3 separate regions of the Mus musculus genome follow, and all the other regions are linked to region 1. A link is a loop called in an ENCODE intact Hi-C map of the cell type or tissue named here. Cell type or tissue: heart. All regions are shown on one strand.

What was found. A loop is a pair of places that touch in the nucleus more often than their neighbours do. Peaks named below come from ENCODE experiments on the same cell type or tissue, not always from the same donor. Only the 100,000 strongest peaks of a DNase experiment are listed, where the experiment ranks them.
Region 2: it touches region 1 in a loop (7-fold over the local background); 22 of 42 quality-filtered maps call a loop at or near these places.
Region 3: a loop joins it to region 1, with 3 times the contacts of the local background. A loop is called at or near these places in 4 of 42 quality-filtered maps.

The regions. Positions count from the first base shown.
Region 1 is chr17:88,021,601-88,029,600 of GRCm38, reverse strand. The region is part of intron 1 of Fbxo11 (F-box protein 11); the gene reads left to right. Among named protein-coding and RNA genes, the nearest start is that of Fbxo11, 40 kb to the left of the region's middle. In heart, a CTCF peak has its summit at 4,223 (motif pointing left); no DNase peak of the experiment used is centred here.
Region 2 is chr17:88,247,969-88,255,968 of GRCm38, reverse strand. It overlaps Gm31615 (a long non-coding RNA gene), which reads left to right. Exons shown (of 7, transcript XR_877113.1): 4 at 1,674-2,271. Among named protein-coding and RNA genes, the nearest start is that of 1700116H05Rik, 56 kb to the left of the region's middle. In heart, CTCF peaks have their summits at 94 (motif pointing left), 3,838 and 5,161 (motif pointing right); DNase peaks (open chromatin) are centred at 78 and 3,848; H3K4me3 peaks cover 1,027 bases; H3K27ac peaks cover 825 bases.
Region 3 is chr17:88,636,500-88,644,499 of GRCm38, reverse strand. Ston1 (stonin 1) reads right to left here. Exons shown (of 4, transcript NM_029858.2): 2 at 7,418-8,000; 3 at 1-162. Among named protein-coding and RNA genes, the nearest start is that of Gm38460, 13 kb to the left of the region's middle. In heart, CTCF peaks have their summits at 3,253 (motif pointing right) and 7,753; a DNase peak (open chromatin) is centred at 3,229; H3K27ac peaks cover 239 bases.

The sequences.
Region 1 (8,000 bases):
CACTGCATTCTCTTAAATATAAGTTTTATGTTGCAAATTATCTATACATGCTTCAGCTCTCCATCTAGCAGGAAATGGCAGGAAGGGCTTTTTTTTTTTTTTTTTTTTTTGGTCTTAAGAATGTGTCCTAGAGGGCATAGCCCCGAGTCTATTCAGCAGCGTGTAGGTCGTTAGATGCTCATCGCCTCCATCACCTGTGGTCGGTCACAGATGGACCACAGCAGCTGCTGCTGTGCATATGTGTGCTTTGTTTTCAGATCTCTTACTGATAGTATGGCGGTTCATGTGTACAGCGAAGGCTATACTCCTGTGCTCAGTTACAGTGTAGGAGGTCGAGATGAAACTATAAAGTACACGGGTGTTTTTATTTAGACATCTCAGCATATGTTACTTAACAAAAACACTTTGCAAGGCCAGGCATGGTGGCGTACGCCTTTAATCTCAACACTTGGGAGGCAGAGGCAGGCAGATTTCTGAGTTCGAGGCCAGCCTGGTCTACAGAGTGAGTTCCAGGACAATCAGGGCTACACAGAAAAACAAAACAAAACAACAACAAAAACATTTTGCAAAAACAGGCAGAAAGTGTGTTCTGGTTTCTCCATTCTTTTGTGTTAAAATCCCTAATGTATATATCTGCCATTGACCTACTGAATAAACTAGCTATTTACCTAACTTTTATGGATTTATACTCAATCTTGACAGAAGCCACTATTGTTTATAAACAACACATTAATTTTTTTGTGCTTTGATTTTGTTTTTGAAAAAGGGTCTCAATATCATGGCCTGGTGGATAATAGGTTGGCCTCAAACTCATAGTGATTTGCCTGCCTGCCTGCCTGCCTGGGCCTCAAGTGCTGGGATTTTAAGCATTTGCCACCATACCTAGCACACAGCTAACTTATTTAATGAATAGAAATACTTTTTAGGATGGATTCTATTTATTATAATTAACTTGGTATTACAAACTGAATATCAGTGAAGTTTTATTCACATGCTTTTGTAAACATGACCAAATTGATAACTTTTTAACTGAGGTAAGCTTAAGATTCCAGCAAATAGACTATTTTTGTTAATTATTTGTTTAATAATAGCAAACAAAACTGTAAATCTTGTTTTAGATTTATCTTTGTGTGAAGGATGCTGTATTTCTTTTTTTTTTAAGATTTATTTATTATTATACATAAGTACACTATAGCTGTCTTCAGACACCAGAAGAGGGCATCAGATTTCATTATGAATGGTTGTGAGCCACCATGTGGTTGCTGGAATTTGAACTCAGGACCTTTGGAATAGCAGTCAGTGCTCTTACCTGCTGAGCCATCTCGCCAGCCCAGATGCTGTATTTCTTAAAAAATTAATCTATACTTGAACAATTTTGTACTATAACCCCAGTTAGGTTGTTGTTGTTGTTGTTTTGGGTTTGTTTTTTGTTTTTTGTTTTTTTCCCCCAAGACAGGGTTTCTCTGTGTAGCCCTGGCTGTCCTGGAATTCACTCTGTAGACCAGGCTGGCCTCGAACTCAAATCTTCCTGCCTCTGCCTCCCGAGTGCTGGGATTAAAGGTGTGCGCCACTATGCCCGGCAGTCCTGGGTTCTATAAGAAAGCAAGCTGAGCAAGCCAGAGGAAGCAAACCAGTAAAGAACATCCCTCCACGGCCTCTGCATCAGCTCCTGCTTCCTGACCTGCTTGAGTTCCAGTCCTGACTTCCTTTGGTAATGAACAGCAGTATGGAAGTGTAAGCTGAATAAACCCTTTCCTCCCCAACTTGCTTCTTGGTCATGATGTTTGTGCAGGAATAGAAACCCTGACTGAGACAGTTCCTATATTAGAAGCCTAAATCATATTTAGGGCATCCTACTAAATTAATGCCTTCATTATCAGAGTATATAGAGTGCACTGAAGGTTTCTATAACTGAGTTGTTTCAGACCCATTAAATGAGCTATTTAACTAGAAATTAAAATATATTTTTATTTGCTGTGTTATCTGCCAACCTTAAATTAGAACATATTCTATAAAATTAGTGACTGATTATTTCAGGACACTCCCCCTACCCTACCCCCCAAAAAGAGGCTTAAGTAGTTTTTTGTTTGTTTGTTTGTTTTTTGATTTTTTTGTTTTTTCGAGACAGGGTTTCTCTGTATAGCCCTGGCTGTCCTGGAACTCACTCTGTAGACCAGGCTGGCCTTGAACTCAGAAATTCGCCTGCCTCTGCCTCCCAGGTGCTGAGATTAAAGGCATTGCGCCTCCACTGCCTGTAGAATTCTTATTTAATAATTAGCTTATTGAGGAAAGTTTTTATTTTGTTTTGTTTTTATGATGAGGCTTTCCCTGTGTTGTAGCCCAGGCTTGCCTTGAAACCTTGGTCTTCTGCCTCACTCTCTGACTAGGGACGTTCTTGGGGTTACAGGCGTGCCTCTGCTGGCCTGGTCATTGTTGTCTGCTCTATAGTTTGACAGTTTAGATTTTATTTCCTACATTGACACAGACTCTAATGCAGCAAAACATCTTATATTCAGAACTAACGTTAATGTTAAGTCTTCTGAACAAGATTGTCCTGGTTGCTGATTAGTAGTAGTAGGCCTGGGACTGTGATAATTGCTGTTAAGGGAGGATCCAAAGACAGAAGTATACATTGTGCATGTTTTGAGACTTGAATTTGCGTTGTTATTCTCACTCTTCCTCTCAGCTCTCCACATCTCTCCAAGTTGCCTGATTTCATTAATACCATGGGTCTGTGTTACTCCTGGTTTTCCATGGGTCTGTGTTACTCCTGGTTTTCTGTCTTAAGCTGTGGAGCTTTTTCAAAATTCAAAATACTTTCGGGTGTAAATTAAATCTGATCCAGCATTTAAACATAAAAAGCCTCATCGAGCCAGTGTTGTTTCTGACTTTCCACAGCTGCAGTGTGTCAGCATGGCAGTCTGGTTTTCCTCCCTACAATACGGCACAGTACAGTGCTCACCTGGGTTCCATCTGCCATCTCACAACCTCCACGTTCTCCCCTCCATAAGACGAAATGCTGCCTGAGATTGGCTTGGGCTTACCTGTTCCGCCATGGTAGTAGGTGTGTGAGATCAGCTGCAGTGGCTGATCAGATGTTTTTATGGTCTGCAGGCCACTCGGTGTGCAGCTGAGTTTGAGACCATAAGTCTCAGCCTTAAAAATGGGGTGGGGAACCCCTCATTTTTCCAGTGGAGCAAAATGACTATGTGATTATGGTTTGTCGTATCTTTTTATCTTTCTCTGAAGTGTTTGTGGTGCTGTGGTACCATGGAGGCCAGAGAACAACTTTCTGAAGCTGGCTCTCTCCTGCCACCTTTATTGGATTCCAGGGAGCAAGAGGTCTCTAGGCTTGTGCCGTGTTTTATCCACTGACATTGTCTTGCTGACCCCAAGGCTAAATTTTTGATTAATGTTGGTCAGATTCCAGGGTAAAATTTTTAATTAAGATAGGGATTAAAATCTTATATTCATAATTGACATTTACATTTGCTAGCCATCAGTGTGAAATAGTCAATTTTTAATATCCTGGTTATGTGACTTCTGGCAAGAGCTAACCAATTGGAACAGTGGTAGAAGTTTTTAAGTGTGTGTCGGTATGTGTGTGTGGAGGGGGCTAGTGTGTGGGTTTGTGTGCACGTGTGCGTAAAATCGGGATCAAACTGAGGAGATGTGTGTCTGCCAGCCTTGCCCAGCAAGTGCCTTTAGCACTAAGCCTCTTGCCTACCCAGAGAATATTGTAAATATTGTAATTATTTGGAATTAAGTGCTCAGAAATCCTATAACACCAAGAGACAGAAACAATATTGACTTTTCTGTGCAACCTAACATAGTTTAAAACCCTATATACTTTATTGTTGGGGGGGGGGGCGACAACACAAAGTCTTCCATTAAGTGTCTGTTTACTTTAAAAATAGATATAGATGTTTTGTTTTGTCGATTTATTAAAAAAAGAGATTCTGTACTGTTGGTGGACAGACAGAAAAATTGACAGGACAGCAAGAAAAAGAGAATCCCAGCACTCGAGAGTCAGGCAGACTGTCTCATGTGGCCTCTCTTAAAATAACGTGCCACATAAAAGCTTAATACCTTATTATTCTGACTTATATTCTTCCATTTTACTATGATGGGTCCTGGGTCCCACCTTCAGTTTCAATTAATTGTATTCATTTATAGTAACCCAAGAGAAGCATTTTAAGTGACATTTTGGCGCCATCTGCTGTTCTGTAATGTGATGTTCCATTTACATTGATAAAACTTGTAAGGAGATTAAAATACGTTTAATATTTTTGCCCATATAAGCACAAAATTGAATTTATCTGCCTTGATCTCTGCATCTGACAGAGACTATAGACTTGCATACAAATACTTTTGTACTTCTGCTGGTTTTGAATATTCGCCCAGTGCCTGTAAGTTTCTAAAGACTTCGCTTACAGAGTCTCCATGAAAACGGCTCCTGAGGGAAAGGCCCACTCGTCCCCACACCTCCAGTCATGTTTTATGCCTATTCTTGTCTTTGAACACCTATTTTTTTATCTTACATAGGCTTGTTTCTTACCTATATAGTTCCACTGCTGTCCATTCAAATAAACACTCCCCCCATAATTCTAAACTGCATGTATTTAGCACCTTTCCCTCAGCCCCAAAACAGGGTTGTTGTTTTGTTGTTGTTTGTTTAATTTTTAAAACTGATTTAATTATGATTATTTTTATGTGTGTGTTGTGTAAATGAATGTATGTGCACCATGTGCTTGGTTAACGCCCAAAGAGAAGAGACGAAGTGCACTGGAACTTGAGTTACAGATGGCTGTCGACCATCATGTAGCTTCTGAGAATTGAACCCGAGTAGTCTGTAGGGCCAACAAGTGTTCTTAACTTAGCTGAGTCATCTCTCCAGAGCTTGCTTTTTTTAAAAAAATAAATTATTTGCTTACTTCATGTTTATGCCTACACTGTAGCTGTCTTCAGACACATGAAGAGGGCATCGGATCCCACTCTGGTTGTGAGCCACCACGTGGTTGCTGGGAATTGAACTCAGGACCTCTGAAGAGCAGTCATTGCTCTTAACCATTGAGCCATCTCTCCAGCCCCTCTCCAGAGCTCTTAAACAGGGTTTTCATTTCCCTCAGGCTACATCTCAACTCCAACTCTGTAGCTTATACTAGCTTTAACTTCTAATCACCCTTGCATCTCTTCTGTGATATACACATGTGCATATACATATGCCTATGTATAGCTTCTTTTTATATAAATTATTTCCAATACAAATACAGCATTGTATTTTGTAGTCATAGTCTTTAAGTCTTACATGATCTATCTTGTACTTTGTCTAGTGTAGCAATTTGTATATTATTTTGTTTAGTAATTTCCAGGTATAAGTCTCAACAAATGTCTCCATGTCTATACATGAATATAGGTGCCCCCAGAGACTAGAGGCACCTGATCCTTGTATAGCTAGAGATACAGGTGGTTGTGAGTAATGACTCAGGTCCTCTGCAGGGACAGTACCTACAGTTAACTGCTGTGCCCTTATTTTGTAGTCTTTGAAAATTTGCATGTACTATTAGGCATATAGACTTGGAAATTTGTTGTCTTAATTGAAAGACTTGCCTCCACGTGGTAGGGTTTTTTTGTTTGTTTGTTTGCTTGCTTGCTTGCTTTGTTTTGTTTTGTTTGTTTGTTTCCGATCAGGCTGGCCTCGAACTCAGTGTCCCACCTCAGTTAGGTAAATAGCTAGTATTGAGATGTTGTTTTTACCAGGCACTATTATCAGCTAGATAATAATTACTAAGATATCTAACCATGACACATTTCAAAAATTTTTTAAAGATTTATTTGTGTACAGATTTCTGCTTGCATGTATGCCTTCATACTAGAAGAAGGCACTGAATCTCCTTATAGATGGTTATGAACCACTATGTGGATGCTGGGAATTGAAGTCAGGACCTCTGGAAGAGTAGCCAGCACTCTTAACTTCTGAGCCATCTCTCCAGCCCTGACACATTTCCATTTTTAAAATGTGTGTGTGAGTGTGTGTATAAGAGGTCAGGACATCTTTCCATAGTTGTTCTACCATGGACTCTGGGCATTAAAAGAATTCAGATTGTCATCCTATAAGCACTGTCACCTACTGAGCCAACTTGTGGCCTACTTAGTTATTTCCATTTTGTAGACAAAGGGAAAATGAAGTTCAAGAATGAGAAACTGAGCTGGGCAGTGGTGGCACACGCCTTTAATCCCAGCGCTCGGGAGGCAGAGGCAGGCGGATTTCTGAGTCCCAGGCCAGCCTGGTTTACAGAGTGAGTTCCAGGACAACCAGAGCTACACAGAGAAACCCTGTCTCAAAAAAACCAAAACCAAACAAACAAACAAAAGGATTGAGAAACTAAGGTCAGGAGATGCCTCAGTTAGTTGGTAAAATACTTCACTGTGTAAGCATGAAGAGCTAGTTCAGATCTTCAGTAACCATAGAATACAGGCCCAGCAGCATGGGTCTGTAATCCCAGTATTGGAGAGGCAGAGACAGAGGCCCCAGGAGCTTACTGGCCAGCGAGTGAGCTCCAAAGTCAGAGAGACGCTGTCAAAATATTTTAAACAATTTGAAAAAGAGTATAAAGGCCATTACCGTATATCTTCCATACGTGTGCACACACACAAACACACAAATTTCTGAACAGAGCAGGACTAATACCAGATTCTAAACAAAGGCCAGTCTTTGTAGAACTTGTACCTTTACGTTGTACTAAAGAGTCTCCAGTTAATACGGATTTTCTTCTATGCCCCATTACATTGTAGTTTTTCTACAAGCCTCTAAAATACTACTGGCAATAAGTGTAGTTCATAATACTTAGTACAGTTTGTATTTAGATAGTGCTTTAGTTAGCAATTTAGCAAATAAAACCTTAGCTGGTCACAAACTGCTTATCCTTCTGCCTTAGCCATTGAAGATTTGTACAGTCATGGCTGCCTTGTTAAGTGATGCTGGTATTTTTGGGTTTTGGTTTGGTTTGGTTTGGTTCGGTTTTCTTTAGAAACATTACTAGAATTGTACTGTGTTATAGTTAACTATAGACAGCTAAGCAGAGCTGGTACCATCTAAGACAGCTACTTTATTGGAAGAAAGAGAGCAGATAGGACGCAGGGGCATTAGCAGTTATCTTTTCTCATGTATGCAGTTTAGGTGATGACATCAGTTGTGTATCTGGTCCCTGAGGAGGCCAAAGGGAGGAATTGGGGTTATAGATGCGTGTGAGCTGCTGTGTGGGTGCTAGGAATTGGATTTGGGTCCACTGTGTGAACAAGTACTCTTTAACTGCTGAGCTGTCTCCAGCCTCAGTTAAATATTGAATGGTTGTAAGAATAAAATGGGAGCCAGCAGATGGCTCAGCAGTCATTGCTGCTTGTGCAGAGGATCTGAGTTCTGTTCCTCACATCCACATCCTCCCCCCACCCCCGTAACCACCTGCACCTCCAGCCTTAGAGCACCCACCACCTTTTCTGACCCCACGCCAAGCACACACCCTTACCTATGCTTAATAATCATTCATATATATATAAAATACATCATTGCAGGGTACTTTGTAGCACTGTATATATATAAAATACATCATTGCAGGGTACTTTGTAGCACTGTATATATATATATAAAATACATCATTGCAGGGTACTATGTAGCACTGTATATATATATATAATACATCATTGCAGGGTACTATGTAGCACTGTACTTACTGAATGGTGAGGTTTTGAAATTTTGTAACATAAATATAGCGAGAATGGTCTGACTGCATATTGTATGGCAGGGCAAACCTGCTTTTCAAAAGCAGATTACAATACTTACCTTTGGATTCTCTATCTTAAATGCCTCTGCTTTAGGTTAAAAAAAAATAAAGTTTAAAATAAATGTTGTCTTAATTTCAGTTTATTCGTGAGTACTTTTACTTTGGAAAAGGCTGAGGTGGTTCCCAACTGTGTTAGAAACAGTTGCCAAGTGGTGGGTT
Region 2 (8,000 bases), 230 kb before region 1:
TCTTTGTGTCTATGGAAGTTCCTTCCTCGGTTGCGAACCATCTATGCCACCCGAGCGGGTCTTTCCAGCTGGATTGTCGCCACCTCGTGGCTACCTTGGTCCTTCGTCCCCCTAAGCCCTTTGCTCTCTTTGGTCTCAAGCCTATTTTTCTTTTCTTTCTACAACCAGCTATGGACTGAAACTTTATAATCCTGTTCTCTGGGCTTAGGATGTGAGCTGGGATACCTCTGTCCCCTTCTTTCTGTTACACCGCTCGCCTTCTTAAAGAGAAACGAAGCAGGTGCTAGTTGGAGGGCAGGAGTCACCGGGTTGGCAAGCCTGTGGGGGCTCGGTGTGAGGCGCCAGTCCTCTCTCTACCAATTTCCCATGAGACAAACTGATGATTAAGAAGACAAACGCACTCTGTCTTGTTCCTACTGGTTAGTGATGCTATTACACTCGATGAGTATTATTAAAGGACCCCTGTCATTAGAGACTCCCTGTTATTATTGTTATTATTATTTAGCATTTATAATGTATTCCTTATTTTCAAAACACACTATTATCTCCCTGGACTTTCCAAACACAACTGAGCGGCAGGCAGGTGACAACTTCATAAAATAGGGAAACTGAGGCACTGTAATTAGTACAGAGTTATTGGATTAATGAGTCAACAGTAGTCATTTCTCCCCAGAAGATTACTGCCTTACTCTGAACTCATGGATTCCAGTAAATGGTGATCCTGGTTTGGGAAGCTAGTTTCTCACACTCACTTTTATGACCCACTTGTAATCACGTTAGAAACCCAGTCAGGGAAGTCTTCGCACTTATGAGTCATTACTTCAAACTCATTACTGGGCACCTGGGCCACCTTAATTGTATTTTATTTTACAAGTCGAATTATTGTGATTATTGTTACTTAGTATAATAAGTATTTATTGTATTCTGCTAAAATGTATATAATGAATCTCTGTTTTTAAAAAGTAGTAACATTAGTAAGATGGATATATTTTGATCTAGAGAACAAATAGCTCTCTTTCTTTCTTTCTTTCTTTCTTTCTTTCTTTCTTTCTTTCTTTTTCTTTCTTTCTTTGTTTGGATTTTCGGGACAGGGTTTCTCTGTGTAGCCCAGGCTGTCCTGGAACTCATTCTGTAGACCAGGCTGGCCTCAAACTCAGAAATCCATCTGCCTCTGCCTTCCAAGTGCTGGGATTAAAGGCGTGTGCCACCACCACCGGGCAACAAATAGTTTTCAAGATAATCACTCTTATTGTTTGTTACCACAGGCATTCAGGAAAAATTAACTATATTATATATGTGTAGATATTTGGTTGTTTCAAGACAGAGTTTCAGGCCCTTTGCTGTCCTGGAATTCACTTTGTAGACCAGGTTAGCCTTTTGAACTCAGAGATCTGCCTGCCTCTGTCTTCTGAGTGCTGGGATTAAAGCACCTAACTTTGATTATATGATTTTAATGCTGAAGCCTATCAGCCTTTCAGAGACAAGAAAGTTCCCAAGCTTTGCTTCTAGTTTTAAGAAATCTCCAGTCTTAGCCGAGAGTGACTCAGTCCTAGTACTTCGTAGCCGAATCCCTTTCATAACTGAGTTTCCACTCCCAAGGCAGTAACAACATATGGTCATTTCCAATGTTGTATCAATATACGAAGATTTCTACCAATGTTCTATCTTCACAGAAAGGAGCTGTGTCGAGCACTCCGTCTCCTTCCTTCTGGATGAAAGAGATCTGGCATCCTGGAAGTCTCCAGTGCACAGCTTCGGCCTGTGTGGTTTGGAGAGTTGGGAAGTTTATCCGTCCATCCTGCTGCTTGGATGCCAGCCACGCAGGAGTCTCTCATACAACCTTTCTGAGTTTTTCTTTTTACCCATTTCTCATCTCAAATAACAAATTCCTAAAGGCATAATTTCAAAGAAGTTGCTCATCAGTTTAGGGGACCTGGGCCAACCTTCCCAACCTTCCCTTGTGCCCATTCATTCATTCATTCATTCAGAATGCATATGTTGTGTGTCCATATGCTGCATATTAATAATAGCTCCTTTCTTCAGTAAGTTGGGGCTAGCTCATTCCTGCGCAGCAAAGCTTCATGGTTAATTCTTGTTATTCTTACTCTGTAGTGAGAAAACTGGAGCTCCCAGAAGATGCCTATCATAGCACAAGTAGACAGGAACCTGGGAACATGCATGAGACTGCAACTCCCAGCTACTCTGACAATCAAAGCCCTGCGTTACCTTCCTGCACCTGTCACATGGAAGCATGATGAGAGGATGAAGCGGGTAAATATGAGCAGATTACTAAATTAATTTATTTATTTATTTATTTATTTATTTATTTATTTGGTTTTTCGAGACAGGGTTTCTCTGTATAGCCCTGGCTGTCCTGGAGCTCACTCTGTAGACCAGGCTGGCCTCGAACTCAGAAATCCACCTGCCTCTGCCTCCCGAGTGCTGGGATTAAAGGCATGTGCCACCATGCCCGGTGCTAAATTTATTCTTAAATAAAGCATTGTATAGATATTATTTACATTGATAGAAATCTCTATAACTGATACAAAATTGAAGTTATAATTTCTTACATTGGTACAGAATTTGTATATTGATACAGGTTTAAGGTTTTCATTGGTATAAATCTTTGTATATTGATACAAGAATTGAAATTAATATTGTTACTCTTAGATAGGCATTGTGCCTATGCAACTCATTTAAGAATTTGACCCCCAGTCCTATAGCTGCTGTTACAAACAGTTTAGGATGATTAAGTAACAGAAGTTAAGGGCCAGAGAGCAAACTAATGGTTGTATTAGATTCTGATTTAATTATAATAAAGTGTTTTCAATATTATTCAAATAGAAATAGCTAAAAGTAGTCCAGGTTTAACAGTTCATATATATATTCTTCAAAAACATCAGAAGTCCACAGAATATGCCATTTGTAATAATTTCATTGTTATTAGAATTTTGACTAAGAGACATACCAGCACCTGACAGTATCCTCTTCGTGGTTCAAAGAAGATACCGAGCATCGTAACTTCCACATGGAGTTGCTCCAGTTGTGCCAAGGTCGCCACGGGCAAGATTTGCCCTAATGCATCTACAGACAAAAAGTACTGTCCAGGAAAGGACACACAATGCTGAGTCAGAGTCGGCATTTCAGCCAGATTCCCTAGAGATTTGGGGGCAGGTCCAAGTCTGAGAAACACTGAAGCAGAGGGTCCTCACACCTGCTCAGTGATTAAGCTAATCTGATTCTGGGAGGGACCCTTTTGTCTTTCCTGAGTCTATGCTACCTGCTTTGTAAGAGGAAAAGATGGTGGTACCCGTAGGGAGAGTGTTGCTGGAATGGTCAGAAATCCTGACAGGTGTAAAAGTGGGTGATGGCCCAGATCACTACGAGAAATGCACTTATGTGGCAAGGAAGCTATCATCCATGCAGCATCCGTGGAGGACCTGCCGTGTATCAGACCCCCCTCTGTATGAAATACATAGAAACGGCTGGAATGTTCAGGAGATCTGGGCTCTGATCCAAATCTCACTTTTAGCGGCTGAGCCGTTCCCTTGGCCCTTGGCGTCTGTTTCCCCATCTGAAAAAGAAGCGGGGCAGATTGAAGGCCCACTTGGAAACCTTGGCCTTCTTGGGTAAAGTGGTTTTAAGTGATTGCACATGGAACTGAGCGCACTCCAGGACAGGGTGTGATTAAAGGCTGAGTTGAGTGGATTTGGCAGCATCCGGGACATGGACTCTGCAAGCTGGGTACAAGGAACCTGAAGTTGGAAGAAAAGAAAATGCCTCCTCGGGGTACTCCCTAAGCCCCCTGTTGAGAGGGGCGCAGGCTGGAGTTTCTCTCTTGGCCATTAGGTGTCGCATCGCTGCCGTGATGTGTAATGTAGAGTTGATAGGGACGCTTCCGGAGAAAACCTTGAGAATCCCAAGGGTACACGGTCGTCGCTGCTGAGAGCCTTCTAAGTGTAGGAGAGCTCAGAAAGGGTTGCCTTGGATCTAAGCAGGAACCAGTACAAACACTCTTACAGCTCAGGCCGACTAAGATGACATAAAGGGCCAACAAGAATGCAAGCTGGGAGCACAGAACACGCACGTCCGCACACAATATTAGGACATTGGCTGCTGGGAACTTTCCTTCACACAATCGGTCTCTAGCCCACTTTTATCTCTACTTCGGCTCCTCACTCGTTCAAAGAATGAACAGCAAGGAATTCAGACCCAAACCAGAAGTCTAACTTTCATGTCTCTAATCCTACCCTCATAGGCTTTCCTCCAGTGGTGGGAGACAAACGCCGTGGCTGTCACCTGGTCACCCTGTCTAAGGATAGGCAGTGCAGCAGACCCACAAGTGCCCTAAACATTTCCGCCCATGCCATTTCCCTGTAAAAGAGGGAAGGAACATCATTAAGACTCTGTCACGTGTCCAGTCCTGGACCATTCAGACCAGGCACCATTATTCAGTGCCCATTGCTCCTGCAATAATCCTCAACCTGTGGGTCGCGACCCCCTGTGGGGTTAAACAACTCTTTTACAGGAGTTGGATATCACATGGCCTACATAGCAGATATTTATGTTACATTCATAACTAGCAAAATTACAATTATGAAGTACCACAAAATATTTTTACGGCTGACAATCACCACATAAAGAACTATATTAAAGGGTCCCAACATTAGGAAGGTTGAGAACCACTGCTCTTGAGCTACACACAGAGGAACCAAAAGTTTTGTGAATCTGCCTAGCAAAACAGACCATGACTAGCAAGAGATTTGAAGGTTGCACACCTTGAATGATCTCAGTTCGGTTTCCTGACAACCATGAGACGCTGTGTTGTTTAATTTTTCTGGGATCTCCATTTCCATATCTGTAGATCTGAAAGATTAAGTTTATATTTACAAGGTCACTTGAGCAAGCGCTGTTACATACAGATGGCTAGACAAGAACAAGCTAACGTATAAATTAGATCTCATCTGTAAGTCTCTCATAGGTTTTTTTAAAAAAGATTTATTTATTTATTTAATGTATATGAGTACACTATAGCTGTACAGATGGTTGTGAGCCATCATGTGGTTGCTGGGAATTGAACCCAGGACCTCTGCTCGTTCTGGCCCCGCACGCTCCAACTCTGCTCACAACAGCCCAGATTTAGTATATAAGTACACTGTAGCTATCTTCAGACACACCAGAAGAGGGCGTCAGATCTCACTATGGATGACTGTGAGACACCATATGGATGCTGGGATTTGAACTCAGGACCTTTGGAAGAGCAGTCAGCACATCTAACCACTGAGCCATCTCACAAGCCCGTATCTCATAGTTTTAACTTTGTATTGAAGTATTGTTTACACCCTGAAAAGTACATGTGTCGGCAGTGCCATGAGTTTTCACACTAAACACAGTAGCAGGGAGACAGAGGTGCAGTCCCTGTCCCAGTCTGTCACTCACTATACCCCAGGGCTCACAACATCTCCACTGCCAGAGCACAAATTAACTTGAAATTTTACACATGGTATAAATGGAATCGTGTGCTACGTCCTCTTTTGTCCTTGGCTTCTGTCATCAAAGTCAAGTTCTCCTTATGACACACAGCATTCCACTACATCAGCTCGTGACAATTTACGTGCTGTACAGCTGGTGGGATTTTGGGAACTTGCCTGTTGGGAAACGATTACAAATTGTGCCTTTCTTGTCAATTTGGTGGCCATTTATTTTCATTTATGCTGGGCTGAAGACAATTTTTAACATCTCCTTTTCCTGTCACTTTCTAGAAAGCCTGGATTTGTGTAGGCACTTATGTTTGGGTGAGGCAATCACAGGCCCCTTCCTGGTAGACTGGACGTGCTGAATAGTTTTATGTCAAACTGACACAAGCTGAAATCACCTGAGAGGAGGGAGCCTCAGTTGAGGAAAACGGGTCTGTAAGATCAGGCTGCAGGCAAGCCTGTAGGACATTTTATTAGTGATTGACGGGGAGAACTCAGCCCATGGTAGATGGGGGTCACTCCTGGACTGGTGGTCTTAGGTTCTACAAGAAAGCAGACTGAGCAAGCCATGGGAGCAAGCCAGTAAGCAGCACCCCTCCATGACCTCTGCATCAGCTCCTGCCTCTAGGTTCCTGCCCTGCTTGAGTTCCTGTCCTGACTTCCTTCAATGATGAACTGTGATGTGAAAGTGTAAGCCAGTTAGCTCCTTTCCTCCCCAAATTGCTTTGGTTCTGGAGTTTGATCACAGCAATAATAACCCTAACTAAGACTCTGGGTATGAGAGCCGGGCGTGGTGGCGCACGCCTTTAATCCCAGCACTTGGGAGGCAGAGGCAGGTGGATTTCTGAGTTCGAGGCCAGCCTGGTCTACAGAGCAAGTTCCAGGACAGCCAGGACTACACAGAGAAACCCTGTCTCGAAAAACCAAAAAAAAAAAAAAAAAAAAAAAAAAAGAGTGACTGTTTTAAACTTATCTCGGTTACATTTCCTATGAAAGAGCATAAGTAAACAATTGCTTCTTTAAAAAAAAAAAAAAAAAAGACTCTGGGTATGAAAAGAAACTTGAAAAAGTTGGGGTTATCAGAATTTTACTAGACCCTGAATGGGCTTCTGTTAGCAAGTGTGTGCCTATCTTTCATTCCCACCCAGAAACCAGGGCCTTGTTCATGTGGGTTGGTTCTGCCTCCAAAATCAAGCTGGCCAACCACTGAACTGTAATAACCATACCTCTTCCTTGTCTTGTGAGTGCCACATCATTATAACAAAATACTTGAGAAAAACAACTGTAATTTTTTTTCTACTCATGGTTTGAGAGGTTTCAGTCCATTGCTTCCGGCTGGGGGTGAGGCAGAGTGTTATGGAGGAAAGGCTCTGTGAAGCACGGCTGCTCAGCACATGACATCTGACAGTAGAGGCAGAGCACGGGGCTGAGGAGAACAGCCTTAGATCAACAGGTAGAGTAGAAGTGAGCATTTCACTCTCCGCACACTTCAGAATGAAAATAGGCAGGAGCAAGCTTCACAGAGATGCAGGTTGACACACTGGAGTTCAGGACTGGACGAAGGCTCCAGGAGATGCAGAAACTCTGGTTATCAGGAGATAGAGAGCTCAGCTCAAACAGCACAGCAGTGGGGGAGGGTTAACAAAAGGACAAGAGAGTCACGTGGTGGGAAAAGCAGAGACAGAAACAGATGTGGAGCAGAAGGACTCTGCACTTGGAGGAACTTAGAGCCCTCGGAGGAACCCTTGAGAGGGTTCTGTGTTTCCCAGCTTGAAGGAAAAGCTTCGGGCCAGTGAGCTGGCTGAGAAGGCTCAGCAGATGAAGGTGCTGGTTGCCAAGTAACCTTCCAGGTGTGCTTCCCAGAAAACACTGAAAAACAAGTAGATAAAGGAAAACAGTACAGGGTTTGAGAAGGATGGTCAATAGAGAGATGTTTACAAAAGACTCAAGGAGAAATCTTGGAAATGAAAAACGTAGTGAGTCAAAAACAAAACAAAAACAAAAACAAAACAGCTTCACCAGCAGATGAGAAGTTAAGGGCTTGAAAAAAAAAAAAGTAGAGGGACTAGAATATTCAGACAATAGCAAAGAAAAAAAAAATAAATATAAGCAGAACATCAAGACAGAGATGAAGGACTGGAGAGATGAGAAAGCCAGAGAGCACTGGCTGTTCTTGTAGAGGGCCTGGGTTTGAGTCCCAGTACTCACGAGGTAGCTCACAACCATGTATAACTCCAGTTCCAGGTGACCCAATGCCCTCTTTTGACTTCTGTGACACACATACAGGCAAAATGTTCACACATAAAAGAAAATAAATAGATAAATCTTTTAAAATAATTTTTAAAAGATACAGTTGAAACGTTAAGTTTATATCCTTTTATACTTATATCTTACATATTATCTTATTTGTGTATATGTGTGTACACTTACCATGGTACTCATAAAGAGGTCAGAAGAAAAGCTGTGAGAGTCAGTTCCCTCCTTCCACCATGTGGGTCCCGGGGCTTGAACTCCGGTTGTCAG
Region 3 (8,000 bases), 610 kb before region 1:
GCTGGGCATCGCTCTCCACTCCCAGAGACCTCACCTCTGTCCTTGAGGCACAGGCTTCAAGCATGGAAAACTGGACAGTAGCAAATGGATACCAATCTGAGGGAACTTCCTGGTCTGACCCAAGTTCTAGTTTGTATGACAGACAATGGGGCTGATCAGGACCTAGAAGAAGCCAAACCAAAAAGTCAGAATGCTTCAAAGGCCAAGGGATATTCTACAACACGCTTCTTACTGTAGTAAGAATCCCATTAGCGAACTTCAAAATGGCCTGGAGGAATCCAGCCAGGCTGAAACCAGCAGCTCTAAAATCTATTATCACTGTATGCCTGTATCATCACTGTGTGTATATCTGTATCATCACTGTATGTATATCTGAATCATCACTGTGTGTATATCTGTATTATCACTGTGTGTATGCCTGTATCATCACTGTGTGTATATCTGTATTATCACTGTGTGTATATCTGAATCATCACTGTGTGTATATCTGTATTATCACTGTGTGTATGCCTGTATCATCACTGTGTGCATGTATATCTGTATCATCACTGTGTGTATGTATATATGTATCATCACTGTGTGTATGTATATCTGTATCATCACTGTGTGTATGTATATCTGTATCATCACTGTGTGTATGTATATCTGTATTATCACTGTGTGTATATCTGTATCATCACTGTGTGTATATCTGTATCATCACTGTGTGTATATCTGTATCATCACTGTGTGTATATCTGTATCATCACTGTGTGTATATCTGTATTATCACTGTGTGTATGCCTGTATCATCACTGTGTGTATATCTGTATCATCACTGTGTGTATGTATATCTGTATCATCACTGTGTGTATGTATATCTGTATCATCACTGTGTGTATGTATATCTGTATCATCACTGTGTGTATATCTGTATCATCACTGTGTGTATATCTGTATTATCACTGTGTGTATATCTGTATCATCACTGTGTGTATATCTGTATCATCACTGTGTGTATATCTGTATCATCACTGTGTGTATATCTGTATCATCACTGTGTGTATGTATATCTGTATTATCACTGTGTGTATGTATATCTGTATTATCACTGTGTGTATGTATATCTGTATTATCACTGTGTGTATGTATATCTGTATTATCACTGTGTGTCTATATACCTGTATCATCACTGTGTGTCTATATACCTGTATCATCACTGTATGTATGTATATTTGTATTACCACAGATCAGCTCCAACAAATGGCTTTAGTCACAAACATCAAAAAGGTTTTCTAGCCAAAGATAAGAACAATATTTATATGAAACAGATTTGGCCAGAGTGTGTTTTAGCCCCTAGAAAAGCTTTTTCTGAGTAGACTGAGTAACCCCCCCCCCCCCAGTCATTGATTAAACCAGTATTTAATTTTAGATAATACAAAGACAAACTTCACGTTAGGTCATAGGGTTTCAAAGCCTGACTTGTAAACTGGGCTCTTTTTGTTCAGGTGGAATGTAACACTTTTTTGTTTTGGTAGGATGCACTTTTTTTCACTACTGAAATTCCCTCTCACGGTCCTGAAAAGCTTCTCCAGGAACAGATTACAGTGCAGAGACAGGCATACTGGCCTTCAGTGTTTCAGTCTAACATTTATTGTCAGAGAAGTGAACTGTGGATTGTGTGGACGGTGATCTATGCTGAGTCAGGCAGGCTCTGGGCAAAACCCAGGGGGTACTGGGTGCACTGAGAAAGGTAAAGTGGGAATTACAGTGTGTGTGTGTGTGTGTGTGTGTGTGTGTGTGTGTAAGAAAGAGAGAGGTTTTGGACACACCTGTATTCCCAGCACGTAAGGGGTAGGAAAAGGAGGATTGAGGATGTAGGGTCATCCCAGGCGACACTGTGAGTTTGAGGCCAGCCTGAGGCCTTATCTTGAAACATCGAACCACAACAGTAAAGCCCTCTGTTGACTTCACAAGTGCCCCGTGGGCCTCTCACATTGTTCATAGCATTTAGCCATATCTAGTTTAATCTATCTTTAAATAAATGTAACTTTTAAAAATCATCTCAAGGGGGCTGGAGAGATGGCTCAGCGGTTAAGAGCGCCGACTGCTCTTCCAAAGGTCCTGAGTTCAAATCCCAGCAACCACATGGTGGCTCACAACCATCCGTAACAAAAAATCTGATGCCCTCTTCTAGAGTGTCTGAAAACAGCTACAGTGTGCTTACATATAATAAATAAATAAATATTTTTAAAAAGTCATCTCAAAAGCTAGGTTAAATTCCTGTGCTGCTGCTGATAGAGCTTTCATCAGAGCATATCTTTGGGCCCAAAAGCACGAATTTAAAAGACTTTGCCTAAATTTGTTTTGAAAGATAAACCACCTTTCATTCTTTTAATGTGTTTCTTATTGGAATGTTGACTCTGTAAGAGGCCTGGAGAGGCTGTCCCTCAGTTCCCAGCAGATGCTCCACCCCAAACACAGAGGACGGGACAACAGCGGCCTCTGAGCGGCTGTAAGCTATCCACATCACTGCAGGCGAGACTATATGCACGCAGGCACGCACCCACCCACTAGCACACAGAAAGAGATCAGAGAAGCAGAGAGGCAGGATTCCTAGTCCTTCATCCTGTGTAGACTTCCGGCAGCAGCCAGGATGCAGTAGTTCACTGACACTCAGTCCACAGCCACTTCAGTTTCTTCAGTTTCTTTTCTTCAATTTTCGTTTTTTGTTTGTTTGTTTGGTTTGGTTTGGTTTTGGTTTTTTAGTGTTTTTTTTTTTCAGTTTTACATGGCTGTTGTGAGAATGGCTAATGAGAAGAGGCAGTGGTTTGGACAGAAAGTATTTACTACGTTGCCAAGTGATTTTAAGCTAGTATATCCAATTACCATACCAGCGGGGAACTGTGTGTTCTAGACTTAGACTTGAAAATGACACTGACAATTACTTAATTTTATGTATACATTGTCCTGGAAAATGTCTTGAGGAAGTTCCCCCCCCCCCCCAATGAAACGGGATGGGGAATGCATGAGAGTTGAAGACCTAATACTTTTTAAACGGTAGTCATGACATCTGCGTCACTTCTAAAAAGCTGGTGGAAAAAGTACTTTGCTCTCAAGCTTTCTGGTGTCTTTCTCCAGGCTTCTGTCCACTCTATGGTGTTTGCCAGCACACTCTTATTCAGGATTTGAGTTGAAGATTACATGTACTGTGCCTAAAACATTTTTGTCAAACTTAGAAGTGACAGAGAAAAGCCTGCTATCTCAGTACCTACCACGAGGGGGCACTGTCAGGCCTTAGTAATTATTCTGTCAGTAACTTCTCAGCTCTGGAGTGGGAACGCAAACCAGTCTCTTAGGTCGGGTTAATAGCCATTCCCTCCTGACCCAAGATACTCCATATCTGAAGCTGAGCTACTAAGAGCTGAAAAAAAAAAAGGATGTCGGAGAACCAAATCGCAGGGTTAAGAACTAAGAAGCTGGTAACAGAGGGCGAAACAGGGATGAACCTCGGGGAAGAGAAAACTGTAGTTGAGGGCCTACAATCATCTTTCTAAACCCCAGCTGCCTCCACATGGCGACCCGCTGCCTCCACTGTCTTTGTGCCAGGGGAGACAGTTTGGAAGTCTTAGTACCATGTTCTCATAGATCAATTTTGAAATCTACCCTTTTGAATCTCCCATGGTAGACAACGATCAGAATCCTGGCTCTCATTTCCACACACAGACACGCACACAAGGAAAGGAGAGCACACAGCTAGCTATACAGCCTGAGGCTGTTTTCCCTTGGTGCTTAGACACTGTTGGTACGAAAGGGTCCAACAGAGCGTCTGTGCAGAGTGGAGGTAATCACTGTGAATTTCTTGTGAAAGTGAACCTGCCTGCCTACATCATGGAGTTGTCCAAGAATGTGTGATGTGAACACACATTGGCAAGAATGTGTCACGAGAGGATGCCCCTTCACCCTTTCACTTCACCAACTTACATTATCTCCAGGAAATTCCACCCAGCTCTGTGCTGGATTCTAGGGAGATGCAGACACCCACATGGACCCCTGCTCACCAGAACTGAGCTGTAACCACCCAGCCAGTGAGACTGACCCAGAAGGAGCTGCTCAGAGGCACCAGGAGAGAAGGGAGCAGCAGCATCAAGCCTGGAGATTCAGGAGAATGAGATGACCCCTACCTACAATCCAGAGAAGGTCCACCTGGGCTTCCTTCCTTCCTTCCTTCCTTCCTTCCTTCCTTCCTTCCTTCCTTCCTTCTTCTTTCCATTCCTATAAACGTTTCCTTAGTACCACCACAGACAAACTCTAAACTAGGATGGCATTTCTTTCAGTATGTTAGAAGCAGGACTCCAACACCACGTGGAGTAACTGGGACCAGTGGGATCCAGGGACGATCCAGGGACGATCCAGGGACTCAGGAAACCCGCCCAACCAGTGGCACGGGTTCCTTCCTGTCTGGGCCGGTGCCCTGAGCAGAACTTGGGCCCAAACTCTGCAGCCAGTCCCACAACACCCAGTGGAAGCTCCACTCCCAGGCACTCTACAGGCCCAGGATCAGAGGATCGTAGCAAGTCCTGGATACACCATCACACTGGCAAAGCAAGATTTGGATCTAAAATCACTTCTCATGATGATGATAGAGGACTTTAAGAAGGACATAAGTAACTCCCTTAAAGAAATAAGGGAGAACACAGGTAAACAGCTAGAAGCCCTTAAAGAGGAAACACAAAAATACCTTAAAGAGTTACAGGAAAACATAATCATTATCAAACAGGCGAAGGAAATGAACAAAACCATCCAAGATCTAAAAATGGAAATAGAAACAATAAAGAAATCACAAAGGGAGACAGCCCTGGAGTTAGAAAACCTAGAAGAGAGATCAGAAGTCATAGATGCAAGCATCACCAACAGAATACAAGAGATAGAAGAGAGAATCTCAGGTGCAGAAGATACCATAGAAAACATGGACACAACAGTCAAAGAAAATGCAAAAAGCAAAAAGCTCCTAACCCAAAACATCCAGGAAATCCAGGACACAATGAGAAGATCAAACCTAAGGATAATAGTTGTAGAAAAGAATGAATATTTTCAACTTAAAGGGTCAGTAAATACCTTCAACAAAATTATAGAAGAAAACTTCCCTAACATAAAGAAAGAGATGCCCATGAACATACAAGAAGCCTACAGAACTCCAAATAGACTCGGCCAGAGAAGAAATTCCTCCCATCACATAATAATCAGAACAACAAGTGCACTAAACAAAGAAAGAATATTAAAAGCAGTAAGGGAAAAAGGTCAAGTAACATATAAAGGCAGGCCTATCAGAATTACACCAGACTTCTCCCCAGTGACTATGAAAGCCAGAAGATCCTGGGCAGATGTCATACAAACCCTAAGAGAACACAAATGCCAGCCCAGGCTACTATACGCAGCAAAACTCTCAATTACCATAGATGGAGAAAACAAGCTATTCCATGACAAAACCAAATTTGCACAATACCTTTCCACAAATCCAGATCTACAAATGATAATAGATGGAAAACTCCACACAAGGAGGGAAACTACACCCTAGAAAAAGCAAGAAAGTAATCTTCTTTCAACAACCCCAAAAGAGGATAGCCACACAAACCTAATAACATCAAAAATAACAGGAAGGAAAAGTCACTATTCCTTAATATCTCTTAACATCAATGGATTCTATTCTCCAATAAAAACTTAGACTGGATACGTAAACAGGACCCAGCATTTTGCTGCATACAGGAAACAAATCAGTGACAATGACAGACACTACCTCAATGTAAAAGTTTAGAAAACAATTTTCCAAGCAAATGGTTCCAAGAAACAAGCTGGAGTAGCCATTCTAATATGGAATAAAATCGACTTTCAACTAAAATAACACACACAACTATGATTTACATGAGAAGAAACTTGAAACTTTGACTTAGCAAGAGATGCATGGTTTTAGCAAATAAATATGTTAAAGAAGAAGCCAAGAAGGATAGGATCCACATGAACACAGTACCACTAACATAGGCAACCTGAAGAAATGAAAACAGAACCAAATACTCCAGACTATTTGCCTCAATATGTCAAATGATCCCTCCACAAAATGGTGTTCAAGTGGAAAAGACATGATATCAATTTACATTTAGGTGCAGCAGATTCTAGTCAAAACATTCCAAGTCTCAAGTAATTTTGGAAACCTGAGTATATAATGTCCTCCAAGACTTTTGCAGTCCTGGGATGGAATGAGGGCAGTCTTCAAGCTATCCAGGCTTCCCAAACTAATTTGGGATATCCATGGCATCTACCCTGGAATTGACTGACGTAAACACATTGGAGCTTCTTTGTCAGATGCTGAAAATCTAGAGAAGAAAACCAAATAGCAACATCACATAACAATTTATAGTTACCAAATTACACCAGATTTTCAAAGCACTCTTATAAAGATCGCATTTGTTTCTCCTCCAACTCCTTCACCCTTTCTAAGACAACCACACATAACCAATACCCATTCTATGGTTGAATACATTAACACTCAAAATATTCAAGAGTGAGTTCTGAGATTCCTCACTGTGGAAGAAAAGGACAAATGGATACAATGGAGGATTGAAAGTACGGCTAACTTAAAAATCAATGATACGATAGAAACAGGTGTATAAAAGCTGGGGTCTTAGACAGATGCACTTAGCACTTAAAACGAGCAGAATGAATAGAAACAAACACTTATCTAGGACTAATTGGCTATTCTGAGTCTTTTGTTGTTCCAAATCAACCCGAGGATTTTCTTTCTATTTATGTGAAGAATGAGATGAGGATGTTGATTGTAATTTCATTGAATCAGTAAATTATTTTGGTAGGAAGGTTTTTTTTTTTTTTTCACAATGTTAATTCTACCAAGCTATATGCTTGGGGGGCTTTCAAATTCTAGTATGTTTCTTAACCACTTTCTTCGCATATTTTTTTTACCTCTTTTGTTATGGATATTCCAAATGTTTTATTTTATTTGAGAAACTGGGAAGAGGCACGTGTCCATGATCTTTCTTAGCAGGTTTGTTACCCATATCTACTAAGACTGGTAAATTTTGTAAGTCAATTATGTATCATTAAAAAAAAGAAAAGAAATGGGGAATAAATAAATAAAATTCTTTTGAAAGAAAGAAAGAAAGAAAGGAAGGAAGGAAGGAAGGAAGGAAGGAAGGAAGGAAGGAAGAAGGAAGCAGGAGACGCTGCACCCATTTGGTAGAAATAAACACTAGAGAAAATGAATAAATCAGCTGTTTGGCTGTTTTCTCCCTCCAGCTTGGCTGTGCAAGCGAGCAAGCACTCATCTCTCTAAGTACCATCTGTCTCTGCCTGCTTTGGCCCAAGGATGTAGGTGAAAACACCGAGCAGTTTCCTACGAAAGTTACCCTAGGTGGGGGATATTTACTTGAGTTTTTATCCGGAAGCCGGTCTATCTTCCACACCACAGCCCGGTAGGCGCTCTCATATTTTGCTGACCCGACAGTGACCTGAATGACAGGTTCAGATTCAGGCTCCTGTAAACTCCCCAGACAAGCCCGACGGTTCATTTTGGCTTTCAGGGACTTCTGCCTCTGAAGGTTCCTGGTCCAGAGGGCCTTGATCCACTGGGCTGGGACAGGAAAATGAATCATGATATTGTTACAGCTCCTCAGGGCACCGGCATGGGGTGACCCCTGAGCTGCTGGGGTCATGTTGACAAAGGCCTGCAGCTCCACATAGGCTCCCTGGACAGTTACTACGGACTTCACCGCAAAGGGGAGCTCACCCGCTTCGTACGAGGTTTTGAAACGCATCAGCTCAAACCGGCAAGCATCCAGAGGCACGAACTTAATGATTCTGGACTGTTCAAATTCTTCAGCCTTCACACACGTATGGAAATGGTAGTCAAGAATAGCAATCCCCTTTTTTTCCGGTTCTTTCTCAAAATAGCATTCGTCCCGTTTCTGGAGCTCACGGTCGTTTAAGGCTAAGAAACATTCCGCGGGCCC